4 separate regions of the Mus musculus genome follow, and all the other regions are linked to region 1. Evidence: chromatin loops called from intact Hi-C (ENCODE). Cell type or tissue: gastrocnemius. All regions are shown on one strand.

Region 1 (2,500 bases):
GGGCACTTAGCATTTTGGGACGGTCTGTAAGTGTCACCAGAGATCTCAGAGCCGTTCACTTGGTTTGCCTCCCAAGCACTTAAGGAAACAACAAGACGGAAATTTCTGCCAAACACTAGTAACAGCATGAACCTTTTAAAATTGTTATTAGCGCGTGGGCTGTTTTTAGATGAGGTCTTGCTTATATTGCCCAGGCTGGCTGCACAGTCCTCTTGTCTCAGCTTCCCAGATGCTAGGCTTACAGTGCGTGCTATCATACCAAACAGTTCAGTTAGAAGCACTCATACATCTATTAGTCGATTTTCTGTTGCCCTGATAAGATAAACTATGACCAAGGCAACTTAGTAAGAAGTTTAATTTGGCTTTGGTGGACAGGCATAGTAGCAAGTGACAAACATGCCAAAAGGAGCAGAAAGCTGAATCCTCGCATCTTCAACTGGCAGCACGAAGCAGAGAGAGGGACCTGGAAATGGTTTGAGGTTTCTTCATGGACACACCTCCACTAGCAAGGCCACATTTCTCAAACCTTCCCAGACAGCATCTCCAACTTAGAACCAAATGCTCAAGCATCTGAGCATCATAAGAGGGAAATGACTAGAACACAGGATGACTCAGGACTCAGGATGGAGCCCTGCTAGTTTGGAAGTGAGTCCGGTGAAATGCTGTATTACTCATATTCTGTTGTTATTTTATTTGCTTGCTACATTGCATTATTAGCAATTCATAGTAAACAGAACCTAAACATAGTGATGGAATAGTAAATGTTGAAGTGATCTCTTCATGAAAAGTGTACGCACATACACTTATGTATCTATTTGCCTTTCTATATGTAAGTTTATTAGAAATCTTATAATGTAAACATATACACACACATACATATATATGCACTTGGGGTTTGTTTTTGCTGTTGTTTGTTGTTTGTTTGTGTGTTTGGTTTTTCTGTTTTTGCCAAACTTGTGTTTCTGTGGCCAACATCTGGCTGCAATGAATTACGATTTGAAAACTGGAGCTGCATCCTAGTCTGTGCGCTTTCCCCCATAAATCTATTGTCATTAAATCTGACATGTGTATTTTATTTTTCTACGGGGTTTTAACAACCAGCTTGCAAAATTCCTAAAATTTTATAACCAGCTTTCGAAACTTGGTACAAGCCAAGTCTAGTATACTATGGCTCATAAGCCCTGCTCCTCCAATCTGGGAGACAAAATGATACTGTGATTCAAAGAGAACTTTTCTGGGGCCAAAATCATGCCTTTCTCCTTAGTAATTTCCTTTCCAATCCTCCTCTAGTCATCCCCCATCACCCGGTCTAAGACAGACATGGACCTCAAGGACTGTCATTGATTGATCAGCCTTCCTTGTAATCCCTCCAGAAGAGGAAACCCAGAGACTCACCTCTGTTAACTAAAGTGGCTGGGGCCAAACTACTCCGGTATCACAGCCACATGGTGGCACTATTGAAACATGGGTGTCGCTGCTGCCTAAGTACCCTTCTACCCTTCCACTCCCACCATTGAGCACCCCACTTACTGTCCTCAATCTTGCAAAGCTTCCCAGTGAACCCACATACTTCTCTTCCACAAGCCTAGTTCCTTAACCGGCTTACATGTAGCTCTTTTCTGTTCAGGAAATGCCGAGTTCAAAAGGCTCATGAGTATTCTGCATGCTTGGAATTTATATAAACAGGCTCCTCTGGTGACATCTGTTCTGACAACTTCTCTTTCTACCGCCCCTCCCCCTCCCCCCTCTTTAACTGCCCAGTGCTGGGGACTGAGATCAGGGTGTATGCATACCAGATGAACACTAACCACTGAGATGCACCCCCAGTCAAGATCTTCATGTGAGGATGTCACTCTACAGTCCAAGCTAACCTTAAGCTCATGATCCATCTGCCTTAGCTTTCTAAACGCTGAGACAATTTTGATATCTGAGTTTTAGGTTTTGTCATCTGTATACCACAAGGAACCTCTCTCTGTCTTAGTGTCTCTGAATATTGATTGGCCCAAGGCTGGAGAAGCTCAAGCCTTCCTTATTATTTGTATCTTTCTATCTTGTTGAGTTTGTTTATTTATCTACTTATTTATTTGTGTGTGCAAGTCATAGTATGGCTGTTCTCTCCTTCTACTATGTGGGGCCTGGGATCAAACTCAAGTTGTCAGGCTTGGTGGCTATGAGCCTCTACTTGCTGAGCCACACAGCACTGGTCCCATGTCCTTCTGCCTTTCACTGTTCGTTTTGTCTGAGTGGCCTGCAAGGCTCTGTTCCTCATGAGATGGCATGAACCTCCATTGTTTTCCACTTGCCATAAGAAATCTGACAAAAAGAACACTTTTGTGTTTTGTCAACTTCATTACAACGTTCTCAATCCCATTTAATTATCCCCAGGAAGGACCCTTAATTGCCCCAGTTGGGTCATATATCTACTTCTGGATCAGAGAATGGTCATAGAGATGAAGCACTAAGAACGATTAGATCTGCCCTCCTCCCTGACCCACCCATC
Region 2 (2,500 bases), 62 kb after region 1:
ACTACCCAGGCTGGCTTTGACTTCACAGTCCTTTCTCAGCCTCATGAGTAATGGATTAAAGATGTGCACCACTACTCTGTTTATATTGTTTTTATTGATAGGTTCTTTTATGTTCAACCCCCTTTTTCATACCCTTTTGTATTCCCTGACTCAGCTATTAATATTAAAATTTAAAATTGCATTTAGTTAATTTTCTGTGGACATGTGTATTAGTGCCTGTCTCTCTGTGTGTGTGTATGTACATGTGTGTGTCCAGGTCAAGAGGACAATTTTCAGGAGTCAGTTCTTGTCTTCCTACCATGTGGGTTCCAGTGATTGAACTTGGGTTGTCAGGCGTGGTGGAAAAGCCTTTTATCCATTGAGTTTACACACATGCTCACCCCCGCCCCCCTCAAGCTCTGAAACCCAGGTAGGAGGCCTCAGACTTGCTGGTAGTCAGTGTCTGGCCGAGTTTGCAGAATCTTTATTCTGCTTTAGTCGTTTAGATTTCCTTTTGTGAATTTTTCAGTTCACTTATTGTATTCTTCATCTCCAGAGTAGATGGCTATTTTTTTGTTTGCTTCATTATTTTTGTATAGTTGATTATTGGAGTACATTGAATTTAATTAAAAGTATTATTTTGGATTGTTGGTCAGATAATTTATTGAACTCTGTTTCTTTTAGCTTAATGATGTTTCTTTTATTTTCTTCCTTTGGATCTTCTGTTCTTCAGAAGAATTTTTCCATTTTGTGATTTCCACAAAGCAGCATCCTCTTTGACTCATTTCAGATTTGTTTGTACTGGAAAGAAGTTCACCATATACCCTGCCCAAAGATTCTCTGGATCCCCCTTCAATCTTTCACTGAGATATGTTATGTTGTAGCTCTTTTGTGTAATTTCCCAACCTTAAAATATTGCTTGTTTCCGGAGTTTGTACTCTTTCTCCCTCTTGTGTCTGTCTGTGGTACTGCATGCCCTCAGTTGGAATCGGATGTTGAACAATCAGTCCTTTTTTTCCCCAGTGCCTAGGCACCCAAATCGTCCTGGTTTTGTTGCTGTCAACTCAGGTGAGGCAGAAACCTGTGCAGTCCATCTAAAAGTCTGTATGCGAGGTCCATGTCCGGCTCTTCCTGACTGCCGGCAGGAGTGAAGCTGCACAGCCTGCAGAGTTGAGCCTACTGAGGGGAAAGCCTTGTGGTTGTTAGAAAACAATGCCTCTTTTAGCTCACCTGGAGTACTTGTTTTTGTAATGGGTTTTTGGAGTTCTTCCAAAGGATTTTCTGGATTGTGCACTGTGAAATCGCTGACTGCCTGGGAGCAGAGCGTGGGCTGTGAGACTCTTTATTTTATCTTCTCCACATTTCTCCAATTTCACTTTCACTTACTTGGCAGAAGACTCTTTCAGACATTTTGTAATTTTCACAATGTAGCCAAAGGAAAGCCTTTTCTTTTATTCCTGGTTTTTTCCCCTCTTGTCTTTTTATCAAGTGTGCATCTAGGGAACTAGTGCCAGTGTTGGAGGGAAAGAGGTAGAGTTTCAGAACGTGTGAAAGGGTATCTTCTGTTCTGCTAGGAAATGAATAAGAGTACTAGTGGCTAAGAGCTTCGTAAGCTCAAATTCTATTAGCTCTCACTAATGGCACACATCTTCAATCTTGTTTTGGTTGTTAATGGTGGCTAATCAAAATTGTAGGACATGGGGCTGCTAAAGATAGCTCAGAAAGTAATATCAGGGCAGGCAGCTGGAGTGCCCAGAGGGCAGAGTACTGACTCCCAGATGTTGTCTTGTGGTATGTCTGAACCAGCACATGTGTACACAACATACACACACACACACACGAATTTAGCAAAACCATAGAACATATCATCTAAGACTGTGACTTTCTAATAGTCAATATTTAGCACAGTCTATTTTGTTTAGAAAACACAGTTTGAGATCTGTAATGTCTATATTTGAGTTGAAAATATTACATATATTTTAATTTTTATTATTGTATATTGTATATGGTACTGGGTTTTTTAAGGATCTTTCTCATATGAGTTCATTCAGTATGCTTTGAACATCTTCCCTAGAATACATCTAAGATGAAAATATGTTAATCTCTTAGAATGTAAATACTCTCCTCACCCAAGATATACAAATTGCTTTCAGACAGAACTTGCCAAAGATGAGAGATTAGTGATTTAAGTTACAGGAGAGTACTTACTAAAACAATGCAAGAGCCCCTCCGCCCCCCTCCCCCCCAAAAAACCCAGACCCTAAGTATGAGGTATAAAACATTAAGTTATTAAAAAGTACATAATAGAGGGGCTAGGAAGCTGGCTTAATCAGTAAATTGCTATAAGGACTTGAATTTGAATCTCCAGCACCCATGTTATAAAGCTGGGCCTACATGTCTGTAATCCTGACATTGAGCAGGCAGGCAGAGAAAGAAGGATCTGTAGTGTTTGCTGGCCACCTAATCCAGCCACATCAGTGAGCTTCAGGGTCAGTGAGAGACCCTGCCTCATAACAAGGTG
Region 3 (2,500 bases), 180 kb after region 1:
GTTAAGCCGTGCTGGAGGAATGACAAGTGCCCTGGACTCACCTAGCACTTGCTGTACATTACACTCAGGATGTTTTAAAGTGCTGGGACCTCGGCTTGATCTTGAGACTTCAGCCTCTCGTGGTGGCTGATGCCTCTTGGGGCACAAAATTATGTACATCGTTAAAACTTCATCAAGTAATAATTCTACTATGATTGTTAACATAAATAACAGCAGTAAATAAGTACACAGTGATAGATCTGTTTCCGTTCTATCCAGAGAATTGCAGTTCAGCTCTGATGTGTGAACTCAGGACATTATTCCCACTGCTAACTGCCACTCAACTTCCTGAGGGTGGGTCTTCCTTCCATTTAAGGTTAGCACATTCCTAGCTAAACAAGAGAAACAGACCAGCTTCAAACAGGACTCATTCACACAGGGTGAGGTCTACATACTCAGGGGTCACGTGACCGGGCAGGCAAGTTTCTGCCTTCTGCTGTTTTTCTTCCTGACAATAGAAGGAAAAACTGTTCTTGTGAAAATTAATTAAGTTTTGTTCATACGGAAAAAAGAGGCCAATGTGAACAGAAACAAGGGCCTCTCGCAGGAAGAAGTCCTTGTCATTCTCAGTGGTGCAGGACAGCTTTCTCATCTGACCAATGTTCCCCTCACCTTTCCACCAACAACAAACGTATCGGCTGCTAAGATACACTGCCACGATATGATTGCTGGGAAAATACATGGTGTAATACCAAGCACTCTAAATACCCGTAAGTGGAAAAAGACATAAACGACCATTTTAATTACTTTCCGCATGTAAAACGCAGCTGTAGTAATGTTGGCAGGTCTCACCTGCCCTGTTTTAAATCTGTGACATGAAATCATGACACTTAATTAAGTCTTAATGCATAAAAATATTTTTATTTACTTTTTATGGAATATCAGCATTTAAAGCTTTCTATTTATGTAAGTGCTTTATAAATTACTTGAAATACTTAAAAAAAAAAAACCCTGAGTACTACTAATCAGCAGTTATAAGTACCAGTTTCAATTTCATTAATTAAATGCCTTTTTGGTGGACTCCTGCTGCTGTGTGAACTAGCTCTAGGCTATGAAAGTAATGAGTCCGGACAGAGTCATCTGATCTCACACTTGGTGCAAAACGCAGGGAAAGGCCTTGCCCACAATTCCTAGCCTGTTTACCAGACTGCAAGCAGTCGGTCTGACTGTTGGAAGCATTAAGAAGCCTCAGGCTTTGCCCTTCCCCCTTCTGTAGTTTCCCAGTTTCTGATTTTTAGAAGGATTGTCTCAGAAAATATGGTATTCTAGCGCCCTCTGCAGGCCGCAAGCCTGTCAGCCTCTTGCCAGCGTGGCTTTTCATCAGCAGAAGTGGAAGCGAGGGATATCACGATTATTAGAGCCCAGAGGCAGAGCTCACTGGAAGGATGTTTCCTAAGGGCAGGCTGGCACTGGTTATTCCCCCCCCCCAAAAAAAAGCCTTAGGAAAACCCTCCTTTGCTGGCTTGTTCGGGATGTAAATTTCTGTCTTCAAAGGACATGGCAGAGCTTTAGGGGACTGACTTGTTTTTTATTGTCGATGTCCTAACAGTTCTTAAGGTCTGGAAGAATACAGGCTCTGACTGATCCCTCAGAGACTATACGGTGCCTGGGCTTAGGAAGGCTAGTTAGGGAGAAGAAGAAAATAGAAGTCAACTGTGTGGGCACAGCTGAGACTTGCTCAGCCAACGTCTCATTCTCATGAAGTGGCAACTTAGGAAAATGCAGGGGCTCTCTCAAGTGTTTTAAGGAACTTAGCATGGATTTTTAAAGGGCATTTTATATTGATTTTAAAACATTTTAGATGGGGTTGATATAAAACATTGCTGAAAGAAAGCTACTTGTAAAGATAAAATTGTGGCGGTGGGGAGGTGGAGAGACATCTCTGGGGTTAAGAGAACCCACAGCTCTGGAGGAGGACCTGAGTTCAGCACCCGTGTCTGGCAGCTCACAACTGCCTGCAACTCCAGCTCCAGGGGGTCTAAAGCCTTCTTCTGCACGCATCTGCCGCAACACTCACCGATATGCATGCACATAAATCAAAAGAGATAAAAACGAGCAAATGTCAAGAAAGTGACAAGAAAACAAAGGAAGGCCGTGGCTCTGATGGAGAGGCACTCCCCAGGCCACACTGTGAGCCTTGGAGTCTGCTTGACTATCAGCAAACAATCAATAAATAACCTTTTTGTTCATTTTCTTCTACCAAGTCTTGCTATAGCTATAGCCCAGGTGGTGTTGAGCTAAAGGCCCTCCAGACTTCTGGGGTTACAGCTGCGTGCCCCCACAGCTAGTCTGAGAGTCTCTCAGGAGACTTGTCTTTCAAATAGTTTTAAGTCAGCATAAGTATTAAAAGGTACTGAATTAGTTTTCTTAACAGTTAAGAGCATTAATTTTTTTCCTTCCAGTACTGGGGACTGAACTTTGGGCCTCAGGCACAAAGAAAGCACTCCATCAATGAGCTGAA
Region 4 (2,500 bases), 51 kb after region 1:
GGGCTGCCTTGTCTGGCCTCAGTGAGAGAGTAAGCGTCCAGTCCTATAGTGACTGATGTGTGTGTGTGTGGGGGGGTAAGGGGTGGTGGGATACCCAGGGGGGTTCCCCTTTCTCAGAGAAGAAGGAGAGGGGATGAGGGGTGGAGCTGCAGAGGGGACTGGGAGGAGATGTAATATTGGAATGTAAAGTGAATAAATCAATTAGTTAAAAAAGTAACAGGATGTCTTCACCCTGGAGCAGTAGAATGCCTTAACTCACAGCCAGCCATGAGAGCAATCATGGGGTCTTGAGTAATCTCAGTAAGGAGGTTCTGTATGAAGTTAAAAACTAAAACCCTGCCCTGCATTTTGGTAGCTGTGTCTCCTGACCAACAGAATGCCCCTTTGTGGTTAAATGCCCTGAGATGTCTGTCTGTTCATCTCTCTCTCACTCTCTCTTTCTCTCTCTCCAGGGCATTTTCCCCTATAGTTGCACTAAAATGAAGTGTCTGAAACGCAAAAGATCTCAATTTCATTATATTATTATAGACATTGTGGTTTTGTGACCTGCTTTCCCTTGTGGTTGTTTTCTAGAGCAGCACAGGAAGAAATACCTCAAAAGGAAGACTTGGTTGATCGTGATATGGAAGTGAAAATAATTTAAATTTCTAAAATTACTTTTGCCTTATATAGCTTACCTTTCTCTGTTAAATGTGCAGTTTGAATTGGAACTTCATGGAAGCAAGTGTATTTTATTCAAATCCATCATATCTTGTGTTGGAATATTACTTATCTCATGAATACACTACCGTCTTAATCATAAATATTTCTTTAAAACCCACAATGCCGAACTTAACTTTTGCTTCAACAGCCTATGTCTCTCAACAGTAATTTTTCCTTTTGGAGGACCAGAATGAAGAGATCCCTATTTAAACAAACAAACAAGCAAACACACAGACACCCAACTTAAAAAATTTCAATATATAAGAAACAAATGAATCAGCAAATATTAAGAACCTGTCTTATGGAGGCCAATGTGGACTTGAATTGTGTGGAAAATGAAAGAACTTGAAATTAGAGTTTTGTATATTATTGTTCTGTTTAATGTTATGCTTTCTTCGCTGGTGATACGGTAAATGTCATTAGTTTCATAGCAACACGGGAATATGATGGTTCAATTCGTGATAGCTATGACAGTTCTTGGGGCTTCTGTATATATTGAAACATGTATTAGCTTAGACTGATATTTAAGACCCAGGTCACCTGGCCTCTGAGCGATCCTTCCCATTTCGCTGGTAAGTCAGTTAATTTGTTTCAAACGGACTGTGTTTTGAGGTGACTACATCACTGACCAAAAGCCACAGAGGAAAAAGCTGTCAGGGAAACCACTAAAGGACTCTTTACAGCTAGCGAGTGGGGCGTGTCGCCGCAGAGCATGCGCAGCAGCAGAGGCGGAAGCGAGCCTCCCTGGGGCGGAAGTGACGCACCGCCGGCTCTCCGCTTAGAGAAGGTGTAGCCGGTCTACGCTGAGAGGCAGTGGTGGTGGCCGCGGAGGTTCGGGGCGCGGCGTAGCGTGCGGGGCGGAGGCCCTGACCGGTAAGGTTTGCGGACGGGCCGCGTGCTTTCGAGGTAACCGGCGCTCGCGCTCCGTCTCGGCCCTGGAACCCGGGCCTGGCGAGTTTTGGGAACGGTCTCCGTGGTGACGAAGCTCTCTTTCCCAAGGACGAGCTTCCCCCGGGCCGCGATTGTGACGTGTTTTGGGCTTGGGGTGACCGTAGAGTGGGAAGCGTGGCGGGAGCGGGCGTGCTAGGCCGCGGCTGGCCCCGGCTGGCCCCGGCGTCTAACAAGCCAGGGACGGGTGGCGGGCGCGCTAGGCCGCGGCGAGCCGGGGAGGACCCGTTGGGTTGTTTTGGTTTGAGTCTCCGCTGGAGGAAGAGGCGGGGACTCCCTGTGTCGCCTGGTTTGGCTGTTTACCTGGCTTGGCTTGATCTCCGGCTTCTCCTGGGCTGAGAGATTAGTTGAGTCTTGCTGTTTGGAAAGCAGCCCTCCCCCTCTGGTGCCCAAGAGAAGGCTTTAAGAAATCTTGGGGAGGATCGCTTCGCTCTGTGGTCGTCTGGACTTGATTTCACGACTCCGCCTCCCTCGCTCCACCCACTGCTGACTCTCCCCGGTGTTTTGGACCCGGCGGAAGGTGCAAGACGTGTTCTGGCTAGCGCTCATCGCCCGAAAACTGTACTGTTAGAACGTAGCTGGGGTGTTCGCTTGTATTTCCCTGTTGAGAAATATGAAGTACAATTTGTTCCTGAAAGTTTTGTTGGAAAACGTTGTGGCGTTTGACTATGATAGATTTCCGGCTTTATCGTTATGTTGGTATGTTAGACATTTTAATGCTAAGTATCTGCCAAGTATGCTGCTTTTTGCCAAGTGGTAAAAATTCATGATTAGGACACGAACAAATATAATTAAAATTTTAGTGTTCAATCCCAAAACATTCGAAAATGGTTATTTGAATAACATTCCT

What was found. Hi-C counts contacts between places; a loop is a spot of excess contacts. Peaks named below come from ENCODE experiments on the same cell type or tissue, not always from the same donor. Only the 100,000 strongest peaks of a DNase experiment are listed, where the experiment ranks them.
Region 2: a loop joins it to region 1, with 2.1 times the contacts of the local background. A loop is called at or near these places in 16 of 42 quality-filtered maps.
Region 3: it touches region 1 in a loop (12-fold over the local background); 20 of 42 quality-filtered maps call a loop at or near these places.
Region 4: it touches region 1 in a loop (1.8-fold over the local background); 16 of 42 quality-filtered maps call a loop at or near these places.

What each region holds. Positions count from the first base shown.
Region 1 is chr6:52,661,731-52,664,230 of GRCm38, forward strand. No RefSeq gene overlaps it. Among named protein-coding and RNA genes, the nearest start is that of Hibadh, 23 kb to the left of the region's middle. In gastrocnemius, a CTCF peak has its summit at 1,463 (motif pointing right); no DNase peak of the experiment used is centred here.
Region 2 is chr6:52,723,979-52,726,478 of GRCm38, forward strand. All of the region lies in intron 2 of Tax1bp1 (Tax1 (human T cell leukemia virus type I) binding protein 1), which reads left to right. Among named protein-coding and RNA genes, the nearest start is that of Tax1bp1, 12 kb to the left of the region's middle. In gastrocnemius, no CTCF peak of the experiment used is centred here; a DNase peak (open chromatin) is centred at 956; H3K4me3 peaks cover 228 bases; H3K27ac peaks cover 291 bases.
Region 3 is chr6:52,837,623-52,840,122 of GRCm38, forward strand. The region is part of intron 2 of Jazf1 (JAZF zinc finger 1); the gene reads right to left. Among named protein-coding and RNA genes, the nearest start is that of Gm52903, 28 kb to the right of the region's middle. In gastrocnemius, no CTCF peak of the experiment used is centred here; DNase peaks (open chromatin) are centred at 1,282 and 2,007; H3K4me3 peaks cover 271 bases; H3K27ac peaks cover 880 bases.
Region 4 is chr6:52,712,281-52,714,780 of GRCm38, forward strand. Tax1bp1 (Tax1 (human T cell leukemia virus type I) binding protein 1) reads left to right here and starts at 1,449. Exons shown (of 18, transcript NM_025816.3): 1 at 1,449-1,575. In gastrocnemius, no CTCF peak of the experiment used is centred here; DNase peaks (open chromatin) are centred at 1,455 and 2,067; H3K4me3 peaks cover 1,647 bases; H3K27ac peaks cover 1,692 bases.